4 separate regions of the Homo sapiens genome follow, and all the other regions are linked to region 3. A link is a loop called in an ENCODE intact Hi-C map of the cell type or tissue named here. Cell type or tissue: endothelial cell of umbilical vein. All regions are shown on one strand.

Region 1 (8,000 bases), 1.1 Mb before region 3:
TTTTTTTTTCAAAACATTTAGTATGTAACTGATTGCTTAGATTACTGATTAATTTTTTATGCTTTTACTGGTCAATTTCCATTTAGTTAAATGTCAGGGCTGTTTTTCCAAGTAGTAATAACGTCACATAAGATGATCTTTGATAATTATGCCTAGTTAATCTTCTGAAGTGCTTAGAGACCTTTATCACATTCTGTTTATTAAGGAGGTAGTATTTAAAAATATTTCTCCTCCTGCATTGGCATCAATATTGGGCCGGTCTACTCTCACTAAGAAGAATCCTACAGTCATCTGCAAATAAGTGTCCTGGGAGCTGTTTAGGAATGGGTGGTGGTGGTAGGAGGTAGATCATAATGTTTTGACATGCAGTCTCTTTGCTTCTTGTTTTTAGTTCATTCTATTTCCTCACTTCAAGTATGTCTGTTTCCCTGAGTGTAATGTCTCTCTGGTTTATCTTCTCCAGAGAGCACACCTACACTTCTCATAGGGTTGGGTAAGAGGGTTGTTCCTTGGTTATGTGAGATATGCCACAGAGGATTTGGGGATTATACTGCCTTTTTTTCTTTTTCTTTCTTTTTTTTTTCTTTAGAGACAGGGTCTTGCTCTGTTACCCAGGCTGGAGTGCAGTGGTGCAGTACCAGCTCACTGCAGCCTCAGACTCCTGAGCTCAAGTGATCTTCCTGCCTCAGCCTCCTGAGTAGCTGGGACTACAGGTGCATGTTACCATACCTGGCTAATTTTTAAATTTTTTATAGAGATAGCGTCTTGCTTTGTTGCCCAGGCTGGTCTCAAACTTTTGTCCCCAAGCAGCCCACCACTCCTTGGTCTCCCAGAGTGCTGGGATTACCAGGCATGAGCCACAACACCCAGCCTCATACTGCTTCTTGTATTGAATTCGATAACTTCTTACACTATGACTTTCGGAGCTGCCTGGAATCTAATTCCTGTACCTTTTGGGGGTTCTGTTGAACAAATTGTTTTTTATGGAAGTTCCTCTCCACCTTATACATAAGCTTTAGTTTCACCTTTCTTCATTCTTCTAAGTATGTTATTACTCATCTGTTTGGTTTTCAGGCTTCCAGAACTTAGTTGCTGTCATCTCTTCTGATTTCTGTAGCTCTGTGATTTTATGTCTTATTTATCCTTTACAGCCATTTTAGAAAGTTTTCAGCATGTGGGAGACAAATGAATGCTTTTAATTCGGAAGTCCTAAGTTCTCTGTTGTCCTAGCAGCTTTTAAGCCTTTTTAGTTAACATTCTTGAATATACCGATACCACATTTACTTTAAATTATTATAAAATCAATTTGTCTTTCATTAATTTATTTTCCATTTGTCTTCATTGAAGTTGGAAAGTTTTATTGCCGAGTGCTCTAAAATAATATGCAGAGTTTCAGTGATTATAGCTGATTATCTCCTGTTAGATCAAGACTCCAACAAATGCCAACTATAAACTCAGACCACATATTTTAAAATACTATCTAAAGATACTGGTGAACAATCAAAACTGGTGAAGATGACTGGTGAACAGTCATCTATATGTAGAAGAAGGGATGTCACTGTGTGAGTTTCCCATTTCTTATGGCATTGAACTTGAGGTTATGTGTGTGTGTTCGTGCTGTGAAGGTGAAAACTCAGGTGGAGACTCAAAGTCTTACTGGCTTGAATAACTAGATGTCAGAAGTTGGGGCATCTGCGGTAACTGGAAGGGGAGAAGATCCAGAAAAAGATTCAGAGAAGGGTATAAACTGTCTAAATCTTGTATACGGGACAGACTCTATGCTACCTGAAGGCTGAAAACGTTGAACAGAGGCTTCATTTTTCACCCCAGCAAAGGGGAACCAGTTTGGAGTTGTGTCCAGTCGAGTTAATTGCCTACTAAAACAGTCAATAATCTTTGCAGGAATATTACAGAATCCAAAGTTTCTACAACATATTTATAAGGTCAGAATATAATCCAAAGTTACTAGATATACTCAAGAGAAAAGGCAGTTATTGGAGTCTGACTCTGAGATGATCCAGATGTTGAACTTAGTTCACAAGTATTTTAAAGCACTATTTATAACTGTGCTAAGTAAGTAAGTAAAAGAATATATGATACAGGCCCGGCGTGGTGGCTCACGCCTATAATCCCAGCAGTATGGGAGCCCGAGGTGGGTGGATCACGAGATCAGGAGATCAAGACCATCCTGGCTAACATGGTGAAACCCTGTCTCTACTAAAAATACAAAAAATTAGACCATGCCTATAGTCTGAGCTACTCGGGAGGCTGAGGTAGGAGAATCACCTGAGCCCTGGAAGCAGAGGTTGCAGTGAGCCGAGATTGCACCACTACACTCCAGCCTGGGTGACAGAGTGAGACTCCATCTCAAAAAAGCAAACAAACAAAGGAAAGTATGGATATAATGAATAAAAAATAGAAACTCTCAGAAGAATAGAAACTAAAAAATAGAAATTTAGAATTGAAAAATACATGAAATAACAAATTTGTTGAATGAGCTTAATAGCAGATTGGTGGCAACATAGACAAGACTTAATGAACTTGCAGATAGATGAATATAAATGTCAAATCTGAAGAACAGAGAGGAAAATTATCAGAAATAAAATGAACAGGGACTCAGGGGCCTGTCAGACAAAATAAAAATGTTTAATAAATGTGTCATTGGAATTCTAGAAGGAAAGGAATGAAAGAATGGGGCAGAAAAATATTTGAAGAAATAGTGGCCATATATTTTACAAATTTAGTGAGAGACATAAATTGTAAATTCAGAGGCTTAGCAAATCTAAACATAATTAATACAAAGAAAATAACATCTAGGCACATCCTAAACTGCTAAAAGCTAACAAGGAGAAAATCTGGAAAGCTGCCAGAGAAAACACACTAGGAAATAATAAAAACGACTGCTGAAGGAAAAGTAACACCATCAACCCTGAATTCTATACCCGTAGGGAGACAGAATTCTTGAAGGATAAAGATGAAATAAAGACTTTTTCAGATAAACCAAAACTGGAAATTTATTACCTGTAGATCTGCAATATAAGATAGATGCTAAAAGGCATTCATCAGGTTGAAAGTTAGTGATACCAGATAGAAGTTCAGATATTTAGGAGGTGGTAAATATGTAAGAGAAAATACTACTTTTTGTCCTCTTCATTTTATAAAAATACATATAAAAAATACATGACTTTAAAAGTTATAACATTGTATTGTGGAGTTAAAGGATAGGAGTTAGAGAGCAGTAAATGGTTCTTATATTACGTGGGAAGGCATACAATATTAACTCTTAAGTAAGCAGGTAAAAGTTGAGGATATATACTACAGTTCCTAGAACAATCACTTAAAAAATAATTTAAAGAGGAAGGCCAAAAAGCCAATCGATTAAATGAAATTCTAAAAAAAGTTTGGTTAACCCAAAAGAAGGCAGGGAAAGAGAAACAGAGACATATAACAGAAAACTTGGGGCTGGGAGGGAGATTAGTAAAATCTCCCATATTAATAATTAAGTGTAAATGAATCGAGCACTCTAATTAAAACTATTATAAATGATAGTTTATAATAATTATCTATCATGTAATTATAATTATCTATTGATAATTATCTTAATTATAGATAATATAGAGATTATCTCTTTGTGTGCACCCATGTGTAGATGTATGTATTATCAAGACCTGACTACATGATGTCTATAAGAGGTATACTTTAAAAACACAAATAGGCTAAACGTAAATGTTTGGGAAAAAGTATGCTATCCAGCTAGTAAATTTTATTATTGGTTGGACTATATTAGTATCTGATAAAAAGGATTATGAGGCAAAGAATCTTACCAGAGGTATAGACATTTTATAATGATAAAAAGGGTCATTTCATTAGGAAAACTGTTTATGCCTGTGATAGAAAAGATTCAAAAGGCATGAAGCTAACATTGATGGAATTGAGGGGTAGAATTAAAATCCTTAACTACAGTTGCATATTTTAACACCTTTCCTCAGCAGTTGACAGGAAGTAATTACAATAATGTGCAATTTCATTACTGAACACAAGATGGCAAAGTAGTCACAGTAATTGTAACAATCGACCTGTGCATTTCAATACAGTGAAATATGCCATAATTTTATCGTGTGAACACATCTTTTCTCCTCGTTTATTTTATAGACAGGAAATGAACAGTGGTGAATAATTGCAAGAATGCTACAGTATACTGGCATAATATTTGGTATATACGTTATAGGCATTAAATGAATTTTTGTTGAATGAATATAATGTGGGGCTTTTAGAATTAAATATTTGTTTGAATTTCAAAACCCAAAATTATTTTTTAATCTTATCACGGAAATAACGCTTTTACTTAAAGCAGTGGTTCTCAAACTTTTTGGTCTTAAAATATCTTTACTCTTTTATTGTTGAAGACTCCAAGGACTATTGTTTAGGACATATCTATTGATATTTATCTTTCAAAAATTAAGAAATGTAAAGAATATTTTTAAAATAATTTTACAAATAATGAGCCCACTATATGTTATAAATAGTACCTATGTTTATGAAAAATAGAAAAGTAGCATTGTTTTACATTTTGGCAAATATCTTTAATGTGTGGCTTAATAGATGACGACTGTATTCTCATGGCATCTTCGATATTCTATCTTATTTGTCATGTAGTATCTTGAAAATGTTACACTTGTGAAAGAATGAGAATAGAAAAAGACAAATAACATCTTGGTATTACTATGAAGAATTTTTGACCTTGAGCCACCAAAAAGGTCTTAAGCTCCCTCAGGAGTCCCTAGACCATATTTTGAGACTCTCTGACTTTCAGAAGTAAACAAAGAAGAAATGAAAAATTATTAATTAGTGGATGTGTGGCCTGAACCATGGTGATACAGTTCACTCCTTATTGGTGAGCCGTTATGGTTCACATGTATGGTTACCTAACCTGAAAATTTGTGGGAACTTCATCTGGAAGATAGATTAGTAGGTATAAAATGTCGCTTTAATCTTGCATTGTACTACCTTTAACCAAACCCTATCATATAGAGCTGGGTGTGAGATTAAGTTGGAGCATGCTGTAATCCAGTTCTGAATTCGGTCTTCTGAGCTATTTGTGATGTGATTCAGATTTTATAGATGGCTTTTCTTCTCTGTGGAGAGTTGGAATAGTGACTAAAAAAGAGCTCTCTGAAATTGGAACCTCTAACTATTGCTGGTAAGAATGGAAAACAGTCTGGCAGTGCCTCAAAAGGTTAAATATAGAATACTCTGTGACCCACCAAATTTACTTTTAGTTGTATATACTCAAGAGAAACGAAAATATAAGTCCACACAAAAACGTGTACATGAATGTTAATAGCAACATTCTTCATGATAGCCAAAAACTGTGCCTTAGTTCATTTTCTGCTGCTTATAACGGAATACCTGAAACTGGGAAATTCATAAAGACAAGGAATTTATTTCTTACAGTTATAGAGGCTGAGAAGTCCAAGGTCAACAGGCCACATCTTGTGAGAGCCTTCTTGCTAGTGGGGACTCCCTGCAAGAGTCCCAATGCAGTATAGGGCATCCCATGGTAAGGGGGCTGAGCATGCAAGCTCAGTTCTCTCTTCCTCTTTTCATAAAGCCACCAGTCCTACTCCCATGAACCCACTAATCCATTAATTCATGAATCTGCCCTGATGACCCAATCGCTTAAAGGCCCTACCATTCAGTACTGCCACATTGGGGATTATATTTCCACATGAACTTTAGAGGGGACAAATATTTAAACAATAGCAAAGTGGAACCAGCTCAAATGCTCATCCACTGATAAATAAATAAAATGTGGTATATCCATAGAAGAAATATTATCCATCCCTAAAAAGAAAAAATACTGATACATGCAACATTATGGATGCATCTTGAAGGCACTATACTACCTGAAAGAAGTTAGTCACAAAGACCACATATTGTATGATCCCATTTGTATGAAATGTCCAGAATATGCAAATCTATAGAGACAGAAGGTAGACTAGTGGTTACCTAGGGGTAGGGTGGATGGGAGTAATGCCATGTAAGGATGTTTCTGTGTACTGTTAAATTGTAATATCTGTTATGTGGTTAGTGTTCCCTTTATGAGGACTCATAATTCTTCACAATATCAAGAGTTACTCCCTTTTAAAGAACTAATGAGCTAGCAAGTCTTCTTTGTTTTATTTTTAATAAATTTTAAAATTAGATAATGAGACCACTGTTACTAGTGCCTCTGTTGGCTTTGGCTGCTAGGAAGTTCAGGACTATATTAAATGCTCACAGTAACGCTGTTAGTGAGGTTAGACAATTGGTATACTTTCTTTTCTAATACACATTTTGTTGTGGGTTTTTAAGTTTTTACACACAGACTTTCACAAACTTGAATTTAAATATTTTATTGTAGGATGCCCACAGTCTTTATCAGAGGCAATTGGGGTTAAATTGAAAACAAATAAATATAAAATGCACAAATGAAAAACTATAGGCAGTGTCTTTCAAGAGAGAAAGAATTCTTTCTGTATAAAAAGGCAATATTCGTTTTTAGGTAAAAAAATGATATCCTTGAACTGAGCTTTTTAAAAAAGTGGTGAGCTACTAGGCACTGGATCTGTTCAAGCAGATGCTGGATGATGCTTTGTCTGTAAGATATTATAGAGATAAAGCCTGTGCTGGATGAGGCTAAAAATTGCCTTAAAGTTCTCCTAGTCTTTAAGACTATCATTCTGTGATTTTGAAGTTTACATTTCTGACAACACAAAGTACTAAATGGTAATTTTAAAATGGGTAATTTTTATTCAGAGAACTTGTTTGAGAGCTCAGAATTCCAGATATAACACAAAAGAGGTAATTTAGTATGAAAAGATATTAAGAACAGGTACTACCAGTACATTGCCTAGAGAAACTCAGTGTAGTTATTGTTCTGAATATGTGTTTTAAATTGTGCTGCCTCTCTGCTATGATGAATTAGCTATACAGTGTACCCCTAATATTGCTAGGGCATTTAAAAATGATTTATTTAAACATTGGAGTATACCTTCCTAATACAACCGTTGTATTTTAGTTTTAATAAGTGGCTCTTCTGAACAGTTCTCAGTCAGTCCTTTTTTGGGTCTGTTCCTGGTTAGAGTTTAAAAAACAAAACACACACAAAAATAAAGTATCAGCATAAAGGAGGGGATGGGTGGGTGGGTGAATGGATAGATGGATGGATGGATGGGTAGATGGATGGATAGATAGATATTCTCCCTAAATCCCCCCTTTGCCACTGAAGAGCACCCATGTCAATGATCTAAAAATACCAGTTGGATTGTGACCAGGAGTCCTTATTTACAGTCCAGTTTTACACCATGGAGGATTGGTGTTTCATGAATCTGTTTAAGCCCATTTTTGCTGTTAATTATTATTAGGATTTAGGTTTTGCAGAACTCACTAATAGCCTAGTATCAATTTGAGATTATATCTGCTGGCCCATAATTATTATTTATTTATATTTAGTGAGTAATTGGATGCTCAGATCTGCCAGACCAGAGCAATTAGAGATGTGGGAATAACTTAATAAAATTGCATCACTGGAAAATTTAGATGGTTTCAAAATTAGTTTCTAAAAACCAGGTGGAACTCATAGAAGGCTAGAACCTTACACATGAGAGATTTTATTTCTAGAAGCCATATATAGTACAAATAGAGTACAGGCATACCTTGTTTTATTGTGCTTCACTTTATTGTACCTTGCAGGTAATGGATTTTTTACAAATTGAAGATTCGTGGCAACTCTGTGTCTAACAACTTTTTGGCACCATTTTCCCAAGAGCATGTGCTCACTTCATGTCTCTGTGTCACATTTTGATAGTTCTTGCAAACTTTTTCATTATTATTGTATCTCTTATGATGATCTGTGATCTTGATGTTACTATTGTAATAGTTTTGGAGTGCCACAAATCGAGCCCATATGAGATGGTAAACTGAATGGACAAATGTATATGTTCTCACTACTCCCCTGA
Region 2 (8,000 bases), 680 kb before region 3:
TCTGCCTGTTAGAACTTTATTCATTTTTCCATGTTATAATACAGGTGTATTGCACCTTTGGGTAAGTTTTGTTTAATGATAGTGATAATTTGTAGAAAACCACGTATTTTCATAAAATGTTCATTATGAAACTGCATGAATCCCAATTAGGAGCCTGTTGTTTGTTTAGGCATAGCTTACCTTTCTAAGTAATTGAACAAGTAAATTTGCAAAGTACTATGCATAAATATTAACATATATTAATACTTATGCATGGTGCTTTAGAGTCATGAGAAACATTTTTTGCTTACTTTGTACATATGTTCTAAAGACAATACCCTGAATATATGTGAACATTTTAATATTAAATTAAATTTCAAAGTCAATCAATTTGATATTAATTTCCTCAAGAAGAAAGGGAAGAAAATCAATCAAAGGTGAAGTTGATGGCATGGAAACCTATATAATGGCTTTGTAATATATCAATTTGGCTAGGCTGAGCTAAATTTCCCAGAATCCCCTTTCTTCTATGGTGTGGGCCATAGGGCAGATTCTTGGGAAGGTGGAATGGAAGCAGCAGCTGCTTAGTGACTCACATGTAGGATTGCTCATCTGCCATCCCATCTTCTTGGCATGAAGCAGCAGTTGGGCCTGCAAGGACTTTGTCTTCTCCTTGATCCTCCTTTGGCCTTTCAGACTCCTTTTTCTCTGTCTCTGTTTTTTTGTGAGTCAGTGTCTTGCTCTGTCACCCAGTTTGGAGTGCAGTGGTGCAATCATAGATCACTGCAGTCTCAAACTCTGTCTCAAGGAATCTTCCTGTCTTGGCCTCCCAAAGTGCTGGGATTTCAGGAGTGAGCCACCCTTCTCCAACTCATTGGTCTGATGTGTATGTTTAGCTTTGTGATGAAGGGCTCTGGTTTCTGTAGGAAACTTGTATTAGTTTTCTATTGCTGATGTAACAAATTACCACAAACATGGTGGCTTAAAACTACTTATTATCTCACAGTCCTGCAGGTTAGATGTTTGACGGACACCTCACTGGGAAAAAATCAAGATGTCTGCAGGACTACATTCAGTTTTAGAGGCTTTCTAGAAATGAATCCATTTCTTTGCCTTTTCCAGCTTGTAGAAGCTGCCCACATTATTTGGCTCATTGTTCTCTTCCTCTATCTTCAAAACCTGCAACAGCTGGTCAAGTCTTTCTCGCATTTCATTGCTCTGACACTGACTCTTTTTTTTCCTCCCTCTTCCTCTTTTAAGGAGCCTTGTCATTACATTGGGGCTACCCAGATAACCCAGGATAAGCTCCTTATCTTAAGTCAGCTGATGAGCAACCTCAATTTCATCTGAAAGCCTAACTCCCCTCTGCTACATAAAGAATATATTCACTGGTTCTAGGGATTAGGATGTGAATACCTTTAGGGGGCCCTTATTCTGCCTACCACAATATCCTTATTATCAAGGTCAGAGGCAACAAGAACTGACATGGGTTTCAGTCATCTTTGTGGAGTTCTAGCTAGTGTTTGTGGGCTCCAGTTTGTTCCCGTTCTTTTTCACTTTATATCCATCTCCCCTTCCTGACTACCTATCCTGTGGACCTCAAGATCCAGCATCAGATGCAGAGACAACAGCTTTTCAAAGACTGCTTAGTTGGCTCCCAGAGTTGCTTAAGTCTGATTCCCTCTCTATGTCCATCTACCTATGCATCTATCTGTCACTATCTATCTATCATCTATCTATCTATCTATCATCTATCTATAATCTACCTATCGATCCCTAGATGTTTTACCTTTCTGGTTGAACCCTGACTTATACAGTATACAATTCAACCTTAGGTAGCTGTAGGTGTAAGGAAAATACACCAATGTCATCATGGGGTTAGAGCTAGCGTCGTACAAGGTCTGTGTTTGGAATCATTTTAGCTGCAGTGACTATCTCTCCCTTTTCCTCTCTTGTTACTTCGGTTCTTATAGCATCGGCTGAAACTAGTCACATGGTTGTGCCTAATTTTGAGAAGGCAGGAAGTGTGAGAAGTATTATCCTTTGTGTTGGTGGATATAAAGGAGCATCCAATAGTGATGAATTGTAGTAATGTCTACCACAAGAAAGGTAAGAGAGAAATATGTAAAAAAGAAGAAAATGAGGGGCAATGGCTAGAAGACAAAAGGATAGTCAAAAAAGATGAGGTCTGCTTTGTTCTCTCCTCTTTTAGTCCCAGCAACAGGCAAGCTGCAAAGTCACCATCTTTCATTTAATCCTTTGTTTGTCCTGATGGGGAAAATAACTTTGCATTAGTAAAGCCTGTGATGGCAGAATTATTGCTGTCAAAGGCGGAAAAAGGTCAGTTGTAGGGAAATTTTCATATAAACATTTTAACCATTTTCTTCTTTAAAGAAAATAAAGAAATATGCAATTTAGATATACAATATGAAATTGCAATATGGTTGCAATATGAAAAATATCAGGGATATTATGAGATTTAAACACTTTAAACAGAAAGCATTTATATTACTCAAGGCAAATAATACATTCCTTTAAGTCAACAGATAATCATGGGAAATAAATCTGAACAACTTGGGGTGTGGGAGAAATTACCAATTCTTTCATGAAGCAATAAAATTCCTCATGAAAGAGGTGGGATTTAAGGTACTTTTGTAATGAATTAAGAAAGAAATGTTTTGGCAAGAGCCTCTTTTTCTCTAATGCATTGCAAATCTACTAGAAAAATCTAGATTCTTTTTTCTGTTCCTCATTTTCTTCCCTTCTTCTGTCTAAGTGGAATGCAGTGACAGTTATGCAAGGGCAATCAAATCATGTAGGTAGTTATGAAAATATAGTAGTGTGTGTGTAGTCACAAAATTCCTATATATAATTGGTATAGACAAGTCTTCCTCATATGAATCTTGCAGAAAAACATTGATAGTTACTTAGAATTGCCTGGAAATTTGACGGTCCGGGAATAGTTTGAAATTTGGTGGATGCCCCACCTTCACATAGTGGAAAACGCATGTCCAATTTATCTTCTGTCTAACTTCATTCAAAACTTCTGCATTTGTTGATCAGCTGGCGTGCTGATGCAGTTGCCAGAAGAACACCACTCCCCTCCAAGAGCACTTATTTAACCACCCACATCCTGGCTGGTGGCCCACTGGCACACTCGCTCCTCTTTGTGAATCAGGAGCAGAGGGTAAACTCAATCTGCTACACACACACAATGGCACATTCTTGGAGCATGGCTGTCTAGACCATTTCCTTCACACAGCGGCTCAAGGGTCCTTTTATGGAGCGATTACTGGAACATTAAATTGCGAGTAGTGGCTTCTTCAACAGATTCCTTACCCGGTTCCGACAGGGGTGTTTTAAGTGGTCTTCTTCCACAGATTAGTATGGTCATTAATGTGCCTATTCACATTAGCTTTAAAGTGAGCTTTCTTGCAGCTGAAGCTCTTTACCTCTCACCTGTTCTCTCTCTAGAATTGAAAAGGATTTAGTCCCCATTCCTTCTCGTAATTTGTTGTTGTCTTTGTTAGTTTTCTGTACTGGGGCATTCATTTTGGGGGAAAAATAGGAGTATTTAAACCAAGCCCCAGACACCTAGATGCTCCAGCTAGTATCTGTGAGTTTTGAATTAGTTTGAGGAAGTCTAATTATTTGAAAGGAGTTAACGACTCTGAACTCCTGAAATAATGTTCATGGTTCCAAACTTGTTAGCCAAGCAACTTCATTTCCTTATGGCTCATTTCTCTCTGAAAGAAAGAAATAGAAAAAGAGAAAGAAAGAAGGAAAGAAAGAAAGGAAGGAAGGAAGACAGAGAAAAAGGTGTTAAATAAATAACAATAGCAAAACATGTGTGAAGAGTAAGTTTAGAAGCAAGTTGTGGTGGCATGCTTATGTAGTTCCAGCTACTTGGGAGGCCAAGGCAGAAGGGTCGTTTGAGCCCAGGAGTTCAAGGCCAGGCTGGTCAACATAGTGAGACTCTTTCCCTAAAATAAATAAAACTAAGCAAAAAGAGTAAGTATAAAGAGATCAGAACTGGATAGGAAGAAATGTAAACTATGCATATGTTAAATAAAATTGTAAGATAATATATATTTTATGGAGCTTAAAACTATCACTCACTTTATGTCTGTTTTGGGAAAGCCTACCTTCTAGTATGATAAAAATGTCATCCTACTTATTCTTGTATTGCTTTTATGATTTCTTTTGTTTAGATTGTTGATCAGCTATAATTTATTTTTGTATATGTCTTAAAATAGGCATTATGTTTAACCATCTCAATATTTTACATGTAATCCTCTTCTAATTAATTTAGTAGGTACCTTTATCAAGTTTGAGATTACCATAAACACCTGAATCTGTTTCTGGTGCATTGACTTTGCCAGTACCACAATGTTTTCATTACTGCAGTTTTGTATTGTGTTCTGATATTTGGAAAAGCAAATCAAAAATATTTTGCCTATTCTTTTAGAGATGAGCTTTAGAATCAATATGTTACATTTATTAAGGCATCCCATTTATGTTCTGATTAAGATTATACCGAATTTAGGAGGTATCTAGGACAACTGGAAATTTCATCAATTGAATCCCTCCATGCAAGAGCATGGTATCTTTAGGTCTTCCTTTGCATCATTCCCTTCTTGCTTAGTTGGTACATAATAGGATTTGAATACAATTTAGGAAGAAACAACAACAACAACAACAAACAGAAGCAAAATCAAAACATCTCCAAGATGCTCAAATGAAGCCAAACCACAAGTGCCTTTTGTGATGTTATTCTAGAAGGTGTCAAATTATTAAATATATTGGTTTTAAAAATTTAAAAATATAAGATAATTGCTTTGGCCACTTGAACGTATAATGTTAGTCCTCTTGTACCACAGAATATCACTCAATATATACTGGTATTTGATAGTAAGTGTTGATCATTATTTCCAGGCCTGTCAGCTTCACCCCTAGTGTTACAACACCTCTCCTTGTGGTCAGTAGGGGGTGCTCCTGGAGCGACATGCCCTCTTTCAACGCCACTGAATCCTAACAAATTTCAAACCATAGGAAGTATTGGTTTATAAATTATCAAGTGCAGTTCTCCCACATTCTAACAGTCTCACATCTGTGGGCATTTTATGTAGAAGACAAGTAATGGGAGAAGGTGAGATCTTCAAAGTGTCTTGTAATCGAAGAAGGTCTGTATTATATAAGCACAGAAGGCAGAAGGGATTATAACAAGTTGTGTTTGGGCTAACGAGTAGAGCCTCTGCATTTTAGGGCCTGTTCCTTTGAGCGCTGGTGCCAGCAGACTGCTTTGCAAGCTGTCAGTTTCCTGATCTTTGTCTTTTAAGGGCAACATTTTAAAAGTGGTGCTTTAAATAGGAGAGACTGTGGAAGGAGAGGGGTCTGGTTGCAGACAATCCTATGGGAAAGGATTTTGTTCTATCTACTAGCTTTGGAACAATTTCCCTTATTGTTGATGGTGCTGATGTTCAAAAAAGTGTCATTCTGCACCTCTCCTACCAGTCTGAGCTCAGGGCTTCTTCCTTATGATCCCAAACCATACAGGGCTTATTTCTATTTTGCAAAGATTACATTTTATAATATTCTCCTGTGTATCTGTTTATATATGCCTCTAGGTTAAGCAACATGAGAACAGGATGGTGTTGTGTTTGTTTAACATAGGCTTTGGTATGTTGTAGGCAGCCGATAATTATTTGTTCAGTGGATGAAAGAAGGAAAACCAAGGGAGGAAAAAAGAAAGGAGGAACAAAGAAGAAGGTGTCACAGAGTGGTGCATTGATATAACTGGGCAACTTAATTTTTAAACTTATCCAGAATTCTGGAAATGTCTGTAGCATAATTCACACAGAACATTACTGGGCATAACCCAGTACAAAAAATAACAACAAAAACTGATTTGTTTCTAATGAAGTTAGTAGTAATTGTAATAGCAAATATATAATGTAACCATAACCACTTCATTGTGAAGTAAAGACTATTTGATATTTATGTGAATTCTAAAGTTTAATTGCATAATGCAACTGTGTCCTTAAAAGTATTGAGGTTTTGGAATATAGTGTTCCATGCACAATTTTATTAAAATCATATATTATACTGAAATTCAGATATTATAAGGTGAACTCATAATTCCAATGTAAACCTAACACCTAAGGTTAAATTGGATAAAATAAATGCTATTTGAATAGAACAACTTTTTAAGATGCTCCCATTCAAAAGTTTCATGTTTATTAATTGGATAAAAATAGTTACATTATTTTTCTTTGTAATATTGACTTTCTGTATATACCTCAATAGTCAGTTAGAACTATGAAAATTGCCTGTTGAAGATTCATATTGACATTAAAACAGTGTATACAATATGGCCAAAAGAGAACAATATTGTATTTTTAATGTTTTAAGCAGTTTAGAAAATTTAAAAATAATCAGCTTGACCATTGATTCGTCCACGTGCCCTTTGAGTTAATTTCATTTTGTTGATTTAGTACTAATTAAAAGAATCACTGGGCAACTGAAGGAAGCTGAAGAGGAAACAGGCTTTGGGAGAGTAAGTGACTTCCCTAAGGTTTGTAAATCTGGGGATGGGCTTATCTTTCCTCCCCTCCCCTCCCCTCCCTTCCCCTCCTCTCCCTCCCTCCCTCCTTTCTCCCTTCCTTCTTTCCTTCCTTCCTTCCTTCCTCCCTTCCTTCCATCCTTCCTCTTTCTCTCTCTCCCTCTCTCTTTCTTTCTCCTTTTCTCTTAAACACTCACTGAACATGGGATTATGATGACTTAAAAATTACCAAGGCCGGGAGTGATGGCTTATGCCTGTAATCCCAGCACTTTGGGAGGCTGAGGCAGGTGGATCGCCTGAGGTCAGGAGATTGAGACCAGCCTGGCCAACACAGTGAAACCCCATCTCTACTAAAAATGCAAAAACTTAGCTAGGTGTGGTGGAGGGTACCTGTAATCCCAGCTACACGGGAGGCTGAGGCAAGAGAATCGCTTGAACCTAGGAGGCAGAGGTTGCAGTGAGCCGAGATTGCTCCATTGCACTCCAGCCTGGGCAAGAAGAGCAAAATTCCATCTCAAAAGAAAAAAAAATTACCAAATATTGGTTTGATATATTGTGTTTGACTAATGTGATATGTATTATTTATATTATTTTGATATAATGTATTCAACTCAAACACAAATATAATTATTTGATATTGTATGCCTAGAATAACGCAATGAAGAGAAAATAGGAAGGCAAAATGTATTGTTTATTTATTTATTTATTTTTTATTGTTTTGAGACAGAGTCTTGCTCTGTCATCCAGGCTATAGTGCAGTGGCATGAACTTGGCTCACTGCAACCTCTGTTTCCTGGGTTCAAGTGATTCTCCTGTCTCAGCCTCTCGAGTAGCTGGGAATACAGGCACGTGCCACCATGCCCAACTGATGTTTGTATTTTTAGTAGAGACGAGGTTTCACCATGCTGGACAGGCTGGTCTCAAACTCCTGACCTTGAGTGATCTGCCCACCTCAGCCTCCCAAAGTGCTGGGATTACAGGTGTGAGCCTTCGTGCCCGGCCTGTATTCCTCTTTTAAAATCTCTATTAGATAGCAGTTGTTGAACATCTGCTTTGGAGGTCGAACTTTCTCTGGAGTTAGACTGCCAGGATTCAAATTCCAGCTGTGTCCCTTGGAGTTGGGGGACGTCAGGCATGAGACTTACTCTTTCTAAGCTTCAGTCTCCTTATGTCAAATATTCCGTTAAGATAATTACAGTCAGTATTTGGAACGTTGTTGGGAGGATTAAATCAGATAATTCATGTAAAGCAATTGGCACAGTGTTCACCATATGATGAACTTTCGATAAATGGTAATTATTATATTCTTACCATTATGTTAGGCAAATGGGATAACGAAAAATGTTAATATACTATCTATGTTTTCCGATATTAATAATATTTTATCTGTTGTATTAAGACCCTTGGACTCTGTGCAGCAGGTTGATTCATTTAAAAAATATTTCTACCTACAAAATAT
Region 3 (8,000 bases):
ATGGTTTTAGGGATATATATGTATATCAAAACTTATTGAATTGTGCACTATAAATCCATTTAGCTTACTGTGTGCCAATTTTACCTCAATAAAGCTGTTTAAAGAATGAGTGAAGTTAATTAGAATAGTAGCCATTTAATCTACAAGGAAAGTCATACTTCACCGAGTGGTATGTGCTGGATATAAAATGCTTTAGGAATAAATGCTCGGTGCCATGAAGTGAAACCAGCACTCAGGCAAAAGATTAATTCTTTCAGCAAGGCAACTTACTTCTGCAGAAGGGTGCTACCTGTGTCAATCAAGATTGCAAGAGCACACCAAACAAAGAAGACCAGGGGGTTTTTATCCTTAACGCAGTCCCTACTTCTGTGCCACTCCCCCATGGGCTGGGGTCAGACTGAACAATCTGAGCTGACACGATTGGCTACTTATACATATTTTTCTAAATATAGAAGGGGAGGGGGACGTGAAGTACAAAGGTGGAGCGTGTGAGATGTGCAGTTTCAGGGGAACAATGGGTACAGGTAACCAAGGGAACAGATGTGAGTTATTGATTAGTGCTGAAGGGAAAGGGGTAGGCTGTTTTTTAGTAACTAGGGGCAGGAAGGAACAGGAAAGCTGAGTTTGAGAACAAAAGACAAGGAAGTTAGCAGGCTAAATCTTTGAAGAAAAACTCAGAGAAATTCATTGTATCTTACAATTCCTCCCTTTTAAATTTTCTTATGATTCTTTCTCTTCAAACTTTTTTTTAACATGTCTTGGCTTTGCTGTTCGATTTGATCTTCTCAAAAGAAATGCTTACTTGAATAAGGTGTAGCAGAACTAAGGGAGGCTCTAGTAAGTGCTGTTTGTACAATCCTTTGTATTAGCACACGGATGCATGGTATGACACAACACCTAACAAGAATGAGTACACCTATTACGATTGCAAGAGAAATAAGAATTGAGGCTATGATTCCTTTTCATTTACCAAACCACTTTCCTAGCCATCCTGGAATAGGGTCATTGATTCCAGAATTTTTAGCTAATTAATTGGATAAAGCGATAAGTCCTTGTAAAGCCTTTGTTATGCTCCCTTCGCACACAGTGTTGTTTGGGATGAAGGTACAACATTGGGTTTTAATCACCACACAAACTCCACCTTTTTCGGCTAACGACATGTCCAGAACTATTCTGTTTTCCCAAGCCATTTGGCTAGGAGGCCCTAATTGGTCAGCTACTACTTTGATAGCATCCCTAGCATAATTAATAAACCACTGCTGATTATAATAGATGTAATTTATCCAAGCTACATTTTTAGTAATAGTTACCCATGGAAATACGGATTCAAATCCTGCAGCTATTTGGTCACGGGCTTTGAACATGTCAGGCACTCCTTGTGAGACTCCAATGGCATCTATGTACATTTGAGAGTCAAAAGACCCATAAAGGGCTTCTCTTATTTTTCAGTGTTGTGGTTTTTCTTTTTCTGGTTGATGAACTGCCAGGGTGAAAGGGACAGCCAACTGGACAAGAGCACAAGTGCCACTCCGGTTACTTGGCAGAGTGTCTAATAAGGGTCCACTGTAATACCTCCATCCATCCGTTCGAGGATGACTAAGGGCAGACTGATGGGTAAGCTCTTGGAAGGGCTTAAGCTCACTGCATCCCGTTAAGCTTCCAAGGAACACCAAATTCTCCCCCTGTCCTGAGAGACATGAGGTGAAATTGACGTTGGGAGATAGAAGCTGAGTGGTGCTCAGAGGCTGACCCGCAGGGTGTTGGACTTTGGGATACAGCAGAGAGACAGCTTGGCATGATTTGTTGCCTCAGGCTGTGGAATCCTGGAAAAGAGCTACCATACAGCCCATGCCTGTTTATTGAAGGACCATCCTAGTGGAAAGGGGACAATCTGGGCCTCTGGTCTGCCATGTGCACAAGCATAACAATTTCTTTTGTTTAACGTGCGGACTGAATATTGAATCCATTCCAACCGGGCATTAACATCTTGATATCCTGTTTCAATTGCTAGGGTTTGTCTTCAATCTTTTACTTCTACAATATTTATGTTGGCATTGTTGTTAGGTAGGGTAGAAGGTTCTGATGGAGAAGGAGAAGGGGGATCAATAAAGCGTATTTTAAAGAAGACTGTAGGGTCATATCCATTGGCCTCTGCTCCTGAGCCGTAAAAGCATTCTAAAGGGGGTGCAGGGTTGGTGGAGGTTAAGGGTGTTAATAGAGATAGTTACCGGGTTACAATAGTCAAGTTGACAATTAGAGGAGTTGGTTCTTTTGGTGAGGCAGAGGTAAGATTTTAGGTCAGTACAGCCTTCTGGGGAGGTCCCAACGTGTTCTCTGGTAGTTAGGATGACATCTGCCCATTGAGAACATATCTCTCAACTTGGGGTGCCCTGGTACCCCCACCATGAGCAAGGTGTGGGGTCAGCAGCTTCTCTGAAGGGGCAGAGGTATTTTTCTAAGGTAGTGACATACCTTTGCCAGTATTCATCCTTCTCACAAGGTATAACAAGGCAAGCATCAAAGTTAATGATTTGGGGTGAGTCTAAATTAGTTACATTGATAACAAGGTCAGCAATAGAATGAGGAAAGAAGAAAGGGTAATAGAATAGATAAAAGAGGTTAGACTTTTCTTAACCTTAGTTTGAGGGGGATTTTCCCTTGGATAATGGTCCACAACTTGAGGAATGGTGTTGCTTTCTTGACTCGGGTGTGATGGCTCCATCTTTTCTTGCTGCCTGGACTGCGGTTTCAGTGGTGGGAAGTACTAGGCCGGCTCCTCAGGCTGGTGTTGATGTACTGGGAACTCTAGGGGCAGCGCCTGTACTGGAAAATTTTGAGTTCTGAGGGAAGAGAAAGTGGAAGATAAACCAAGTATGTAGGAATGTTGGCAGTGGATTGTTTTGAGAGGTAGTTTGGAATAGGAAGATAGAAGACATTTGATCTCTGGCAACCAAGTCTCTAGACTTATTTGGCTGAGGGTATAAATTCCTATACACTCATAAACTTTGAGTGTGCTATACATGGCTTGGGGTCTTTAATGGGTCCTCTAATGTAGGTGGGATAGGACTTCCTTCATAAGAGGTTTGAATAACATTTCTCTGAGTTCTCTTTAGCGCCTACAGGAGAAATGGCAGCCAGTCCGGCTTTTCTGATTTGCTAGGTTATTTTCTTGACTCTTGAAAGACAGGCTTTTTGGTACCTGGAGACACAGACAATAGCTATTTTCTTTTCTGGTAACTGAAGGTTATTTAAGACTTACGTGATTAACTCCTCATAAACAAGGCTTTGACTTTTACTATTAATTCAGTCTGAAATTTTCTAAATATATGAATTACCACAGAGGCGTATTTAGAATTAGTATAGATGGTTCTTTCTGGGTCCTGCAGGTACTTTAAAGTTTGACTAAGTGCAGACAGCTTATAAATTTGAATAGACTAATTATTAAACACTTTGATTTTATTTCTCTAGGAACTTTTTTTTATTAATTACTGAACACTTATTGTGTTCTTTTTCCCTTAATCACTTTTGAAGGGGGTTTTTCTTAAGTTTGGCCAGATGTTTGTATGGTACTCACTTAAATCTAAACATGTGTGCTTTCTTTTTAGATTTGGATCTCTTGTTAAGAAATGTGATAGGTTAAGTTCTTAGTAGTTAATGTTAAACCATCCTTTTTAACAGAATAGCTTCATACTTATACATTTGTAATTTTTTTCTGGTGGCACATTTTAATATAAGTGACTTTAAAGAATCAAAGTTCTTTTCTGGTGGATACTTCCACCTTTAACACTGGACTGACCACAATAAATGCTAGTAGATATACCAGCTGAAAGATAGTTCTACTTCTTGCTCAGGAAACTTAGCTGCAGAGATGCCTAGCTGCTTGGAGCCTCAGCTGAAGCCCCGTATTACTTGGCGCTGGCAAAAGTAAGGCAGATGACCTATAATGTAGTCTGCTCGGGGCACAGGCTGTGGCCCAGGCTGTGTGTCCTGTAGAGCCACCGTCAATATGGTGCTGGGACCCTGGACCAGCTGGTGGGGCAGGAGCATGGACTTTGGCTGCCGTGGAGGTGCACTATGGGCCGTACAACTCTGACAACATGTTGCGGCGGATCCTTGATGACAAAAGCCACCTGGCAACTTAGGAGCTTGGAGTCCTTTTGAGGAGGGGGACTTAGGCTGGGGAAGAACAGACTTATGGAGTGATACCTGAGGGGAAGGGGGGGGTGTATTAGGTGGGGGATGGTCTAGGGGATCCTGTGTGCTGTTCTTTTTGCTAGGATCCCCTAAGACCCTTCCTTCACTGTCTTTTTCATTCAAGATGATTCTGTCCTTAATGGGGCGCATGTACAACTAATTTTCCTCCAAAGATTAGTTTTTGACTTGCTCCTTTCAATCCTTGGAGGAGGGGAAAGGACAAGGCCTTGCCACCAACATAGGGCATAATCTATTTCCTCTTGGGAGGCAGGTCTTCTACTAGCAACATTTTCTATTAGAAGTTCACAAATCCATTCCTCATTCAACCCAAATTCTGGCCAGAAAACTAAGGGTTCAAGGATTGATCCTTGAGTCCAATTGGAACAGCAGTATTTTATCATTTGTTGCTCTTCTTATGTTTAATATTTTAATTATCTTTCTAATGTTTTAACACGAGACCTAGGGGACTATCAGGAGGTATCTTTGTTGCTAACTTTATCTTTTTTGCTTGTAATATTTCCCATCCAGGGCCCTGCCTAGGCTCAGTTCCTCGTATTAGGAATCTCTTGCCTAGTGGGAGCTTGCTGTGGCTCAACCCCTCATGTTAGGGATCTCTGGCCTATTTGGGGGGTTCCTTGTTGCTTAACCCTTCATATTTGGTGGTCTCTTGCCTATCCTCCACTGGAAGCTTTGCTAAGGCTCAATTCGTCTATCCTTTAGCTCCACCTGCTGGAGTCTTCTTGCATCCTTCTTTTGCTTTGTCTGCTCTGACTGCTTTCCTCGCGGGAATATTGCAGGTCCCTCTTAGCATTGATGGCAGGTCAGAATAAACCCCTGAAGGGACCCCCTGAAGGGCCACCCTAAGCCTTATGAAGTGACCTCGGAACCGCAGATTAGACTCACTCACTCCGTACAGCAGTAGTGCTTGTTATCATTCATGCACTCAGCCTCCGGAATGCCCCAACCCCCACCCCTAACCACCAAGGAAGTGCTTTGTTGCCCCTGTGACGTTTCCTACATTCTGTCTGAGCACAGAGTTTACCTGGTTGCTGTGGTATTGCAACCCTCTCCTCCCCGCATCGCTGAGAGTCCGGGTTCATTTGTCTCAACGGGGGGGTCTCAATCTCTTGTACCTGAGGCCACTGCAACGGGGCAGTGGGACGCCATCTCCTCTGGGTAGGGTGATGGAAGACCCCTTTCAGAAAGAGAATGGGGATCTCGGACGAGCCCCCAGAATTGTTGGATATAAAATGCTTTAGGAATAAATGCTTGATGCCGTGAAGTGAAACCAGCACTCAGCAAGGCAATTTACTTCTGCAGAAGGGTGCTACCTGCATCAATCAAGATCTCACGAGCACACTGAACAAAGACGACCAGGGGCTTTTTTTATTCTTAACATAGTCCCTACCTCTGTGTCACTCCCCCATCAGCTGGGTCGGACCACACAATCTGAGCTGACCCGATTGGCAACTTGTACATATTTTTCTAAATATAGAAGGGGACGGGGATGTGAGGTACAGAGGTGGACCGTGTGAGATGTGCAGTTTCAGGGGAACAATGACTACAGGTAACCAAGGGAACAGATGTGAGTTATTGATTAGAGCTGACAGGAAAGGGGTAGGCTGTTTGACAGTAACTAGGGGCAAGGAGGAACAGGAAAGTTGAGTTTGAGAACAAAAGACAAGGAAGTTAGCAGGCTAAATCCCTGAAGAGAAACTCAGAGAAATTCACTGTGTCTTACATATGTAAACCCATCTTCAGCAGCTTCATGCGTTATGTAGTTTTTAGCAGATATGCCCTCTTAGAATAACTACTCGCTTTGGAAGTAGACACTTGTGCTTTCTCAGCAGATTTTGTCATCTACCTTTCATGGGGTCATGAATATTACTATGGCCCCATCACGGATGGTATATATTGGCAAAAAATATATATTTTGCAAGTTACACTCTTACCACTTTACTTTTTCAACATAAGTTCAAGTCTTACTTTTTAAGTAAACGTGCACTTTCACCTTTTGAGCTCATTGCTGCTATAGGGTTTATTGTAAAATTTTAAAAGTATAACCTAACATTAGAAAAGTAAATAGCTATAGCTCCTACTGTAAAACAGTCATCCACTATAATAAGAGCCCTCTGACTATCTCTATAGGCAGGACTGCTTGGCCTCTGTTTCCTATCTCACATGTTTCTTTTTGACCTTATCAGGTGGTAGCCTCAAGCCCTTGGCTATTTCACAGGACATGAACAAGTGACTGACAGGAGCAACAGCAACGAATATGTCTCACTACCACTGAAGCCAGTTAGCTGGTCCTGGTCACTTGTGTCTTTACACAGTTTATTAGAAGCCCACTCCATGCTGTCTAGAAAGGGAATATTACATATATTCTAGAATCAGCTGGGAAAGGAGGATTGGGTTATCTATTACTGCTCAACTTTCAGATGTAACTACCCGTTTATGTGTGAACTTACACCTATATTTATGCACTACAGATGTCACAACAGAAGATAGAAGTACAAAATGGGGGGTCTTCCTATTCCTGCTCATTTTCATGCAACTATGAATGATGATAGTACATTGTTTAAAAAGTTACTGGCCTGGCATGGTGGCTCACGCCTGTAATCCCAGCACTTTGGGAGGCCCAGGTGGGTAGATCATGAGGTCAGGAGTTTGAGACCAGCCTGGCCAACATAGTGAAACCCCATCTCTACTAAAAGTACAAATAATTAGCCAGGTATTGTGGCGCATGCCTGTAATCCCAGTTACTTGGGAGGCTGAGGTGGGAGAATTGCTTGAACCTGGGAGGCAGAGGTTGCAGTGAGCCAAGATGATGCCACTGCACTCCAGCCCAGGCGACAGTGTGAGACTCTGTCTCAAAAAAAAAAAAAAAAGTTCCCAACAGAGGTAATGCTAAACCAATAGATCAATAGATGTAACAGGAGCTGTCCTGGGCAAGCTGGGATGTGTGGTTTCCATACTTGCAAGTCACTTTGCCAACTCTATCCACTCTGCTTGAACTCTAAATATTGGAGTGCTCTGCTGGGTACTGGGACCCCTTGACTTCTCCCTGGTTGCTCTCACTTTGACTGATACTGAAACTCTCAAATCTGTATCTCTACTCCCTAAAAATTAAGACTTAAATACCCTACAACCTACTTATATCTCTGCTTAGATATCTAGTGAAATCATCTTACACAGCTCTATGTGTCTCTGAGTAATGAAACACTCAAAACTTAGTGGTGTAAAACCATAACGATTTCATTATGTCCAAGGATTCAGTGGGTAAGAAATTTGGACAGGTCAGAGCAAGATTTGTTTATTTCTGTTCTGTGATGTCTGGGGCCTCGGCTGGAAAAACTCAAACAGCCAGGGTGACTTGAATGGCTGGGGACTAGACTTATCTGGAGGTTTCACTCTCATGTTTGGCGTCTGGGCTGGGATGTCTAAAAAGCTGGGCTCAGCTAAAACTGTCAACCAGACCACCTATATGGGGCTTCTTCATGCGGCTTGGGCTTCTTTTTGTGGCAACTGGGCTCTAAGAGAGGCCCAAGAGGGACCATCCTGAGAGCAAGTGTTTCTCTGCAAAGCTTCCTCTGACCTATCCTTGAAAGTTAGGCAGCATCACTGCCACAGCCTTCTACTGGATATAAGCAAGTCTCTAAGGCCAATGCAGATTTATAGGAAAGGGATGCGACTACACCTCTTGATGGGTGAACAGCAAGGTCACATTGCAGAGGAGCATTCTGGCCACTTTGGAATATACAACCTGCCATACACCCCTAATATGGCTAAAACAGAACTCTATTTCT
Region 4 (8,000 bases), 540 kb before region 3:
TGCATTAGAAAGAACAAGACTCCTTTAAGGGGGAACCCTCCCTACTTAAACAATGAAGGCAAGAAAAGGTTACATGCCTTTAGGGCTTTCCTTTCACTATCTTTACCAAAGGAAGACGTACAAAGAGAAGTTAAGCTTCCTTCTACAAGGCAGTGACCATGATGAAGAATTTTTTTTTTTTTTTTTTTAATAGTACTCAGGCCAGATCCTAGTGCAGGTGGGTGTTTTCCAAACAGAATCTGTCTGGTGGAATGAGAAGCACCGTGGAAGTCAGATTCTCCTGCTTTCCATCTGTGGATGTCTGTCATTTGGGGACAATGACCAGCACTATATTTTCTTAACCCAATATGGACAGAGTATGTGTTTGGATTGTATTGTGTGACATCCCCTTCTCTATCGAACAGGCTCAAGAGGGGAGGGGGTGGGGTCTGGCTTTTTAAGGATGGGTCTAATGCGTTCAGCTGTTATCACACTTTGCTGATTGTAATCACTCGTTTTATGGTTTCTTTTCCAGCTGCTCCAAAAATTCATTGCAATATCCTCTAGGTTTATTTTTAATATCCCATAATTCAAAGATCTAAGAAAGAAGAGTTGAAATAGAAATCCATGTCCTGATTCTCTCCCATTTTTTTTTTTCTCTTGGGGAAGAAGGGATTTAGGATTTGGACACATTCCTCAAAATCCTCTCTGGAGAAATGTGTTCTTTTCTTTAGGGAAGGAGCCAGCTTGGAGCACATTCACAGGCTTATTCAATTGATAGAGGAATTGGGAACCGATCCTATGTAAATATACAAAATATTTTAAATTCAAAAAATTAATTCTTTCTTCAGAGCATTTATGTTTAAAATGTTTCCTTTTTGAGTGGTAGCAAAACAATAGTACTCTGTTGGCATTTTAGGATTTCGAGATTCCCTGAATAAAGTATTTGCTCTAAACTCTGTTATCCTAAACTTATTTAGTAAAGGGTAAGAACGTATCGCTCTTTAAACTGCAGAACGCTTTCATGCATGGGAAAACTAAAAGGCAAGGGGATCCCCATATGTGCTGTCTCTGAAAATATCTTGACTTACATTTTAAAATCAACTTATTTCAGGGGAAGTGGACCCTATCAGTTTTCTTTGTTTTCCCCATTTAGTCCTCTGAAGAGCTAGATCTGAGAAATGATTCAGCTAGAATTATAGGTTGCCATTTCTTCATTTTCCACTACATAGCAGCAGCTCCTTTCAGTCATTTTTAAGTCCTTTAAAAGCCCATATGGGGAAGAGGGGGAGGGGACTGCCTGTAAATCATAAGGACCCAGTTTCTTGATTTCAGTGAAGGGTAGTTTTACTGTCCGCTGTCACCACAGCTGTCAGCAGGATGCCTTAAACATCCTAATTGTCACTAGGGATCAGATTGTTCCTTAACTAATTGTTTAGATCAGCTAATCTACATCCATCATCTGCAAAGGGCAGGCAGCCCCAGGCATCCTGTAATTTAGATAAAACTCCTTTTCTGGGTCTAAACACATTGTTTGGGTGACCAAGGGTCAGGTACCAAAAAGCCTACCTAGGGGTGGAACAAGAGTGGAGATTGTATACTGAGGACCCGGTGAGCCTCCAAGCTTACAAGCCCAGACCACCTGCATGTGTCCCACTCAAACAACTGTGAATCAGTAGAAGATTCCATGTCATTGATCGCAATATGCCAAGAGCCCAAACAGAGCAGACAGCCAAGATCACTGCCTGAGTCAGCCCTTGTGTTTGCACTCATATGGGCTTTGAGGTACTCGTTATGACACAAATGTGCTGGGTATTTTTGAGCTATTTGCAAGGCTTTCTTGAGTTATACTTCTAAAAACACATCAACAACAGCGACATAGTATAAATTATATATGCAACACACACATTTCATGTTAGAATGAAGTCTCCCTTCTAAGAACCTCTGCTTTAATAAGCTTTCTAAAACAATTGGTGAATTCGTTATTTTAGACTGTGAGGTAGTTTTTCTTGCATTCATCTGCTCATTCTTCCTTCAATAAAAATTTATTTCAAACTCTCATGAGCTTGGCAAGAAGGTTTTTGTGCCTCAGGAATGCAATTCGTTTAGAAACAAGCCATCCCCTTACATTCATATAGTTCTTATCTCAGAGTGCTTTCAAAATAACTAACGAATCGATTTAAAAGTAAAAAAAAAAAAAAAAAGTAAAAGCAAGCAGGCCTTGAACTGAGCAGAAGTGAAGAGGAGTAGAAAGACAAATGTTTGATAAATGATAAACAAACAAACAAATACAGCCTTCCCAAGAGTGAAATTCAACCATTCATTAAGATAATTTAAGAAAAGGGGTCTAGGGACTTCTAAAAAACAGAACTTTGGAAAACCCTCCACAGTTATCTCACTCATTCAGATTTAGTATAAATCCTATTAATTTTGCAGTAAAGAACCCTACTAATTTTGTTTAGGATGGCCTTTCTCTCACTTTCTTTAGTTTTTCTTTTAATGTAATAGTATACCTATTAATATTTTATAGAAGTACAGTGCTATGAAATGGAATCTGGAAAAATAATAAAAGAACAATTGCTAAATTGTAGCCAGCATTTATTGTGGTTTACCTATTTAGCAGGCATTATTGTAAGCATTTTACAAATAGTAATTCATTTAATTATCACAACAACCCTATGATGTAGGTACTTTTATTATTCCCACTTTGTGGGGAAATTGATTCACAGAGAGGTTAATTTACACAAGATCACAGATTGTGCTGGTGAGATAGCAGAGAATAGCAGTCAAACTTGGGAAAACCTTTTAGAGGAATCAGGTTCTGAAATGGGAATTAAAGGCTGGCAGGAATGGGGGTTTGTTGTCCCACAGAGGCAGATAGACAAGGAACACAGACTTTAGATGCTGGAGGTTTCCGTAAAATTGGATTGGAAAGAAAATGGGCCCCGTCTGGGGCAGAAGAGAAATGACAGCCATAGGGCTGACAGGGACACCAGGGCAGCTACAGTAAGTGATGATCGGCTATGGTCCAGCTTCTGACACTCAGAAATTTCATTTTGTCACTTTCACCTATTACAGCGACTAAAAGAACTTAGGAAATCTATAGACTGCTTTTCTTCCCTGCCCCTGACTGCCATCATTTTCTACAGAATTTTCTTTTCTAGTTGCAAAAGTAGTCTGTATTTATTGTAGAAAATATAAAAAATAAAACACACACATGCCCAGAGGAAAAGAGAAAATTAAAACATTTCTAATTCTACATCCCAGAGATAATCACTTTCAGCATTTTCCATGTATAATTTCAGACATAAAATAAGAAAATTGACTTAAATCTACATAGAACTTTGCCATTTCCTTCCCCTCCCCACAGCTTAGCTTGATGTAGTAAATATTTTTCATGTTTTTATATATCAGTTTTATTAAATTCATTAAATTAAATTAATTTATTTAACAGATCTGCTGTTGATAGTAGATGGTTTCTTTCTCTTGTGTGAGATTATTTTCTTATAGTTTCATGCAAACTCATTAAATCATAATTTATTAACAGATAAAATGATTTTTATATTGCTAAATGCTCTCTGTAGATGTACTGTTTTATCCCTGTGGCAGCATAGACTGAAAAAGCCATTTCCCCACATACCACACCATAGAGATACAGAAGTTTCTAACTTTTGATTTAGAAGCTTTCTCCGAAAGGCAAAGCTGTAACTCAGAGCAAACCCGAGTCACCTCTGAGTGCCACCAACAGGTGGCGATGGCTGCTACCAGGATGGAGGCATTTGACACTTTACGAATTAAAGCAGTCTTCTAGACGTTAACCTTTAAAAGGGATAAATTTTATAAGTAAAAATGGTATTTCTTGTTTGAATTTCGGTTTGGTTATTAAAAAACACTGAATGGTTTTTTGCATGTTCATCTGTACTGCTTTTGCAAATTGTCTTCTCACTTCTTTTGCCCATTCTCTTTATACTGGGGTGTTCATCATTGTCATATTATTTATAAATTATCTTTATGGTCAGTACATTATGAGTATTATTTCAGGTTTACATTTGTCTTTTAATTCATAGTTTTTTAAAACTTGGATAAGGAAGTTATACAGAAGTTTTAAATGTTTATATAGCCATTTCTATTTTATTCCTTAAGATTTGTTTCTTTGCATTCTTAAAAGGGCTCTCTTTACCTCAAAATCAGAAAAATATTCTTCTGCCTTTCCTTTGTTTTTTAAGTACTTAACTTTTTGATGCATCTGTTTTTTATTTCAGTTTAAGGTACTGGGGAGAAAATCGACATTTTTTTTTCCAAAGAGCTAACTGTTTCTGTACCATTTTTAATAATCCCACCTTTCTGTAAAGATTAGAGATATTACCTTAGCCTATAATAAAGCCTTATATCCACTGGAGCCTATTTCAGACCTTTCCATTCTATCCCACTGGAATTTATTTAACTACTAGAGCCACCTGTTTCTTCAAAACACCTTAAGATATTGTAGGGCTGGTCTACCTCATCATTTTTTCTATTTTGTTTTTACTCTTTTAAAATATTGTATTGGATTTGATTTTCAAATTACTATGTTAACACATGTGTCTTAGAATAAATTAAACAGTAGAGCATGGTGTATATATAAAGTTAATAACTTCTCTCTCTCTAGTCCCATCACCAAGGCTTATAGTGTGGTGAATACATTTTTACACTTTTCTCTGTGTTCTTTCTTATGAGCAAATAATAATAATACATGATAGTAAGGAGAATTTCTTTTACCATTGAAACTAAAAACCATTTTTTCACTTAAAAAAGTATTTAGAACACATAAAACAAGGCAGCATTTACTCTTTTTTCTCATCTTCTAGTATGGGATCTCTTGGTGGCCCCTCCACTGTTGCACCATTTCTCTCTGAGCCAATGTTACTGTCACTGGTTCCTTCCTCTGCCATACTGTCGACCCTCTCCTGCCCACTCTCCTTGTCCTCAGTAGATTTGCCTTCTTCACCGTTCTGTTGGCTCTGTTGTTTCTTCAAGGCGTGTCTCCTCTGTCTCTATTGGAATGTTCTCATTGTCTTTTTTTTCCTCGCCTTTGTTGGCCACTGGCTCTTCCTCAGGAATGATGCTGCTCTCACTGCACTAAACTTGCTCTGCTGCCTCCTTCTCCCTTTCCTCCTGCCTTTTGTGGGTCTGTTCCTCTGCCTGTGCCATCTCAGCTACAATTTTCTCCAGATCCATTTCTATCTTCAGACCACACAACCTTTTAAGTTCATTGTTAAATGAATCTGTGCTTTCCAGGAATTTCGCCTTCTCCTGGTGTCGATCCTCTTTTGGAAGAAGTTCAGCTTCTAGTTTTCGCTGATGAACCATTAAGGACTGGACCTGTTGTTTGGGGACCTGCATTCTAGTTGTTGTGACAACTGACTGAACCTCTGGTACCACACTCTCACTAAGGATTTCACTGATGAGGCGGCGGTTTCTCTGGAAACGGACGGTGGCTGTATCTTCATTGAAAAGCCATCATCATAATCAACTGATCTTCAGCAGAGAAGGCTCGTGTAAGGTTCTCCTTTCTCCATGTGAGACTGTTTGGGTTGACTGTCTTCCTCTAAAGCAGCTTCTGCAAGACTTTTTGCATTTATGTAAGCGAGGTACACGGGGGAATTATGATGGGCGTTCATAGATTCATTGTACTCTATCTTTTCTACTTCATATTCGTTTAAATATTGTTTCTCTTCATCAGCAAGATCTTGCCACATGCCAGCAATAATCTTGCCAATTTCCCACAACTTTACGTCAGGGTTGGAAGCCTTTACTTGGTCCCAGACCTTTCTGCTGTACCTCATGTAGGGCATCAGCGGCTTATCTGGTGGCTTTGGGGGTTTTGGAATCGTAATACTGGAGGACCCCCTGACCCGGCTGTTGGTGGCTGGGTTCCCTCCCAGCCTGTAGTTGCTGTAGGCAAGATGACAGTATGGATTGTATCCTGCAAACGCTGGTGTGCTGGGCATCTGTGTTGCAGAAGCTGGGGTGGGAGATGGGGCATAAGATGGTCTTTTTGGCATTTTGGAAGATTAAATTCTCAGTTCCTTAAGAATGAATCTGAGACACCGCAGGTAGACAAAGCGCTGGCAGCTCCGGCTTCGCTTTTCTTTGTCCCATGCACGCCCCCACTAATGAGAATATTTATCGAGAGCAAGACATTGTTCTAAGCACCCTACCTGAATGATTTCCTTTACTTTTTATCATAAACATATGAAGTAGATATTATTGTCATCATCAATACGCAGATGAGCAAACTGAATCGCTGGTAGTCTAAATAACCTACCCACGTCACATACTGTAGTTAGTAAGTGGTGGGACCCAGATTAAATCCAAGCAGACAGGTTCCAGAGCCTGAGCTTTAGAACCTGTCTGCTTATCTATCAAATGTCTTTGATAGACATTTAGACTGTCCTTATTTCTTGACCACCCTCCAACAATGCTGCTATTAGCATTTCTGTATACAAATTCTTTCATACCGGTAATTTTATTTCTGGCCTATAGTTTCTCAGAAATGATATTGCTGGATCTTAGGGCACATGATTTTATTTAATAGACATGACCAGATTAGTTTTCACAATGGATACACTAATGAATACTCCCACATATGAAATGTTCTCACAAACCCTCTTTTTGCTCTTTCTTCCATATTGAAGCCCCAGCATGTGCCCAGCGTTGTTCTCAGCACTGGGATGTGAAGGTGGTCAAAGCAGATGTGGGTCCTGCTCTTGAGGGGCCACAGCTTTCGCTCACACAAGATATCATTCTCTTTCTCCATTCCTCCGAAGCACCACAAGCAAACACAACAGAGAGTACCCCACAGGGAACAACTTAAAGATGAACACAAAATGACTAACTATTTTCTTAACCTGCCCTGTCCTTCCACACCACTACCTACACAATCCTCCCTTCACTCGGACCATTCTCTCTCCTGAGTCAGTCATCTGCCACATTTCCAGGACCTCTGATCTTACAAATCTCCAGGAAGGACTTTCCAAACGAAGGATGATTTACCTTTCTGTTTCCTGTTTTTCCTCTCAGGCCCCACCCAGGGAACCTCCTTTGAACAACAATAAGAACATCAGCAAGTGTAGACCATGGCCTGCCTGCCTTTCCTTCCCTCCCTCCCTCCGTCCCTCCCTCCCTTCCTTCCTTCCCTCCTTCCTTCCTTCCTTCCTTCCATCCTTCCTTCCTTTCTTCCTTCCCTCCCTCCCTCCCTCCCTCCCTCCCTCCCAGTCTCTTCTTCTTCTGCAGGCTTATCTCCCATAATTTCTTCTTTTATTTTGGTTCTTGCGACAAAGTGTTAATTATCTTTTGATTTGTCTCTCTCCATCCTCCCAGCTATCTGAGGGCAGGAACATTTCTCAATCATCTTTGAACCCTAGAACTACAATACAACAAATGTTTTTCCTGAGTGAATGGTGGATGGATGGATAGATTAATATCCACTATCTTCCCTAACCACCCCATGAAACCAACTTTCATGATATTGAAATGGAAAAGCTATGATTGAATTCTATATGTTTATTTATTACATCACATCAAAGAATAAAGAATGTGCTAAAATAAATTAGTGCACTTAATAACCTAGCCAGCCGCGCCTCTTTTCACTGACCTATTGACAGGGAAATCCATTATGTCCGTCCCACCTGAGATATTATATCCCTGCATTATTGGTTCAGACAGTATGATTCAGTTGAGACTTGTCAATGCTTTTGTTAGTGAGGAGGCTTCTCCAAGCACTGCTGATTTGAAAGGATTAATCCTTGAAAGAAATTGGACTAAGCCTTACAAAAAATAATGGATAGTCTTGAAAAAACCTTTGCCTGGAGAATGACTTTTCTCTGCCATACAATGCAAGGAAGTAAGTGTACTGTAATCTCATAACTTGCAGTATTTTCATCACATCTGATATTTCTACTTGTTTATCTTCTCTTTATCCTCAGAGAGACAGTGCTGCTTAGTGTTTAAGACCAAGAATTCACAAGCAGGACTGCTGG

What was found. A loop is a pair of places that touch in the nucleus more often than their neighbours do. Peaks named below come from ENCODE experiments on the same cell type or tissue, not always from the same donor. Only the 100,000 strongest peaks of a DNase experiment are listed, where the experiment ranks them.
Region 1: a loop joins it to region 3, with 6 times the contacts of the local background. A loop is called at or near these places in 7 of 110 quality-filtered maps.
Region 2: it touches region 3 in a loop (17-fold over the local background); 2 of 110 quality-filtered maps call a loop at or near these places.
Region 4: it touches region 3 in a loop (7-fold over the local background); 15 of 110 quality-filtered maps call a loop at or near these places.

The regions. Positions count from the first base shown.
Region 1 is chr6:83,880,605-83,888,604 of GRCh38, forward strand. All of the region lies in intron 4 of RIPPLY2-CYB5R4 (RIPPLY2-CYB5R4 readthrough), which reads left to right. All of the region lies in intron 2 of CYB5R4 (cytochrome b5 reductase 4), which reads left to right. Among named protein-coding and RNA genes, the nearest start is that of CYB5R4, 25 kb to the left of the region's middle. RefSeq lists a silencer at 4,012-4,081. In endothelial cell of umbilical vein, a CTCF peak has its summit at 4,039 (motif pointing right); DNase peaks (open chromatin) are centred at 2,867 and 4,077.
Region 2 is chr6:84,279,623-84,287,622 of GRCh38, forward strand. No RefSeq gene overlaps it. Among named protein-coding and RNA genes, the nearest start is that of CEP162, 56 kb to the left of the region's middle. In endothelial cell of umbilical vein, a CTCF peak has its summit at 4,963 (motif pointing right); no DNase peak of the experiment used is centred here; H3K27me3 peaks cover 624 bases.
Region 3 is chr6:84,962,664-84,970,663 of GRCh38, forward strand. LOC105377881 (a long non-coding RNA gene) reads right to left here and starts at 5,141. Exons shown (of 3, transcript XR_942746.2): 1 at 5,102-5,141; 2 at 2,636-2,840. In endothelial cell of umbilical vein, a CTCF peak has its summit at 4,923 (motif pointing left); a DNase peak (open chromatin) is centred at 4,918.
Region 4 is chr6:84,424,779-84,432,778 of GRCh38, forward strand. The region is part of intron 4 of LINC01611 (long intergenic non-protein coding RNA 1611); the gene reads right to left. All of the region lies in intron 1 of LOC107986620 (a long non-coding RNA gene), which reads left to right. It also overlaps the pseudogene SMARCE1P2. Among named protein-coding and RNA genes, the nearest start is that of LINC01611, 46 kb to the right of the region's middle. RefSeq lists an enhancer at 1-343. In endothelial cell of umbilical vein, a CTCF peak has its summit at 3,723 (motif pointing right); a DNase peak (open chromatin) is centred at 3,733.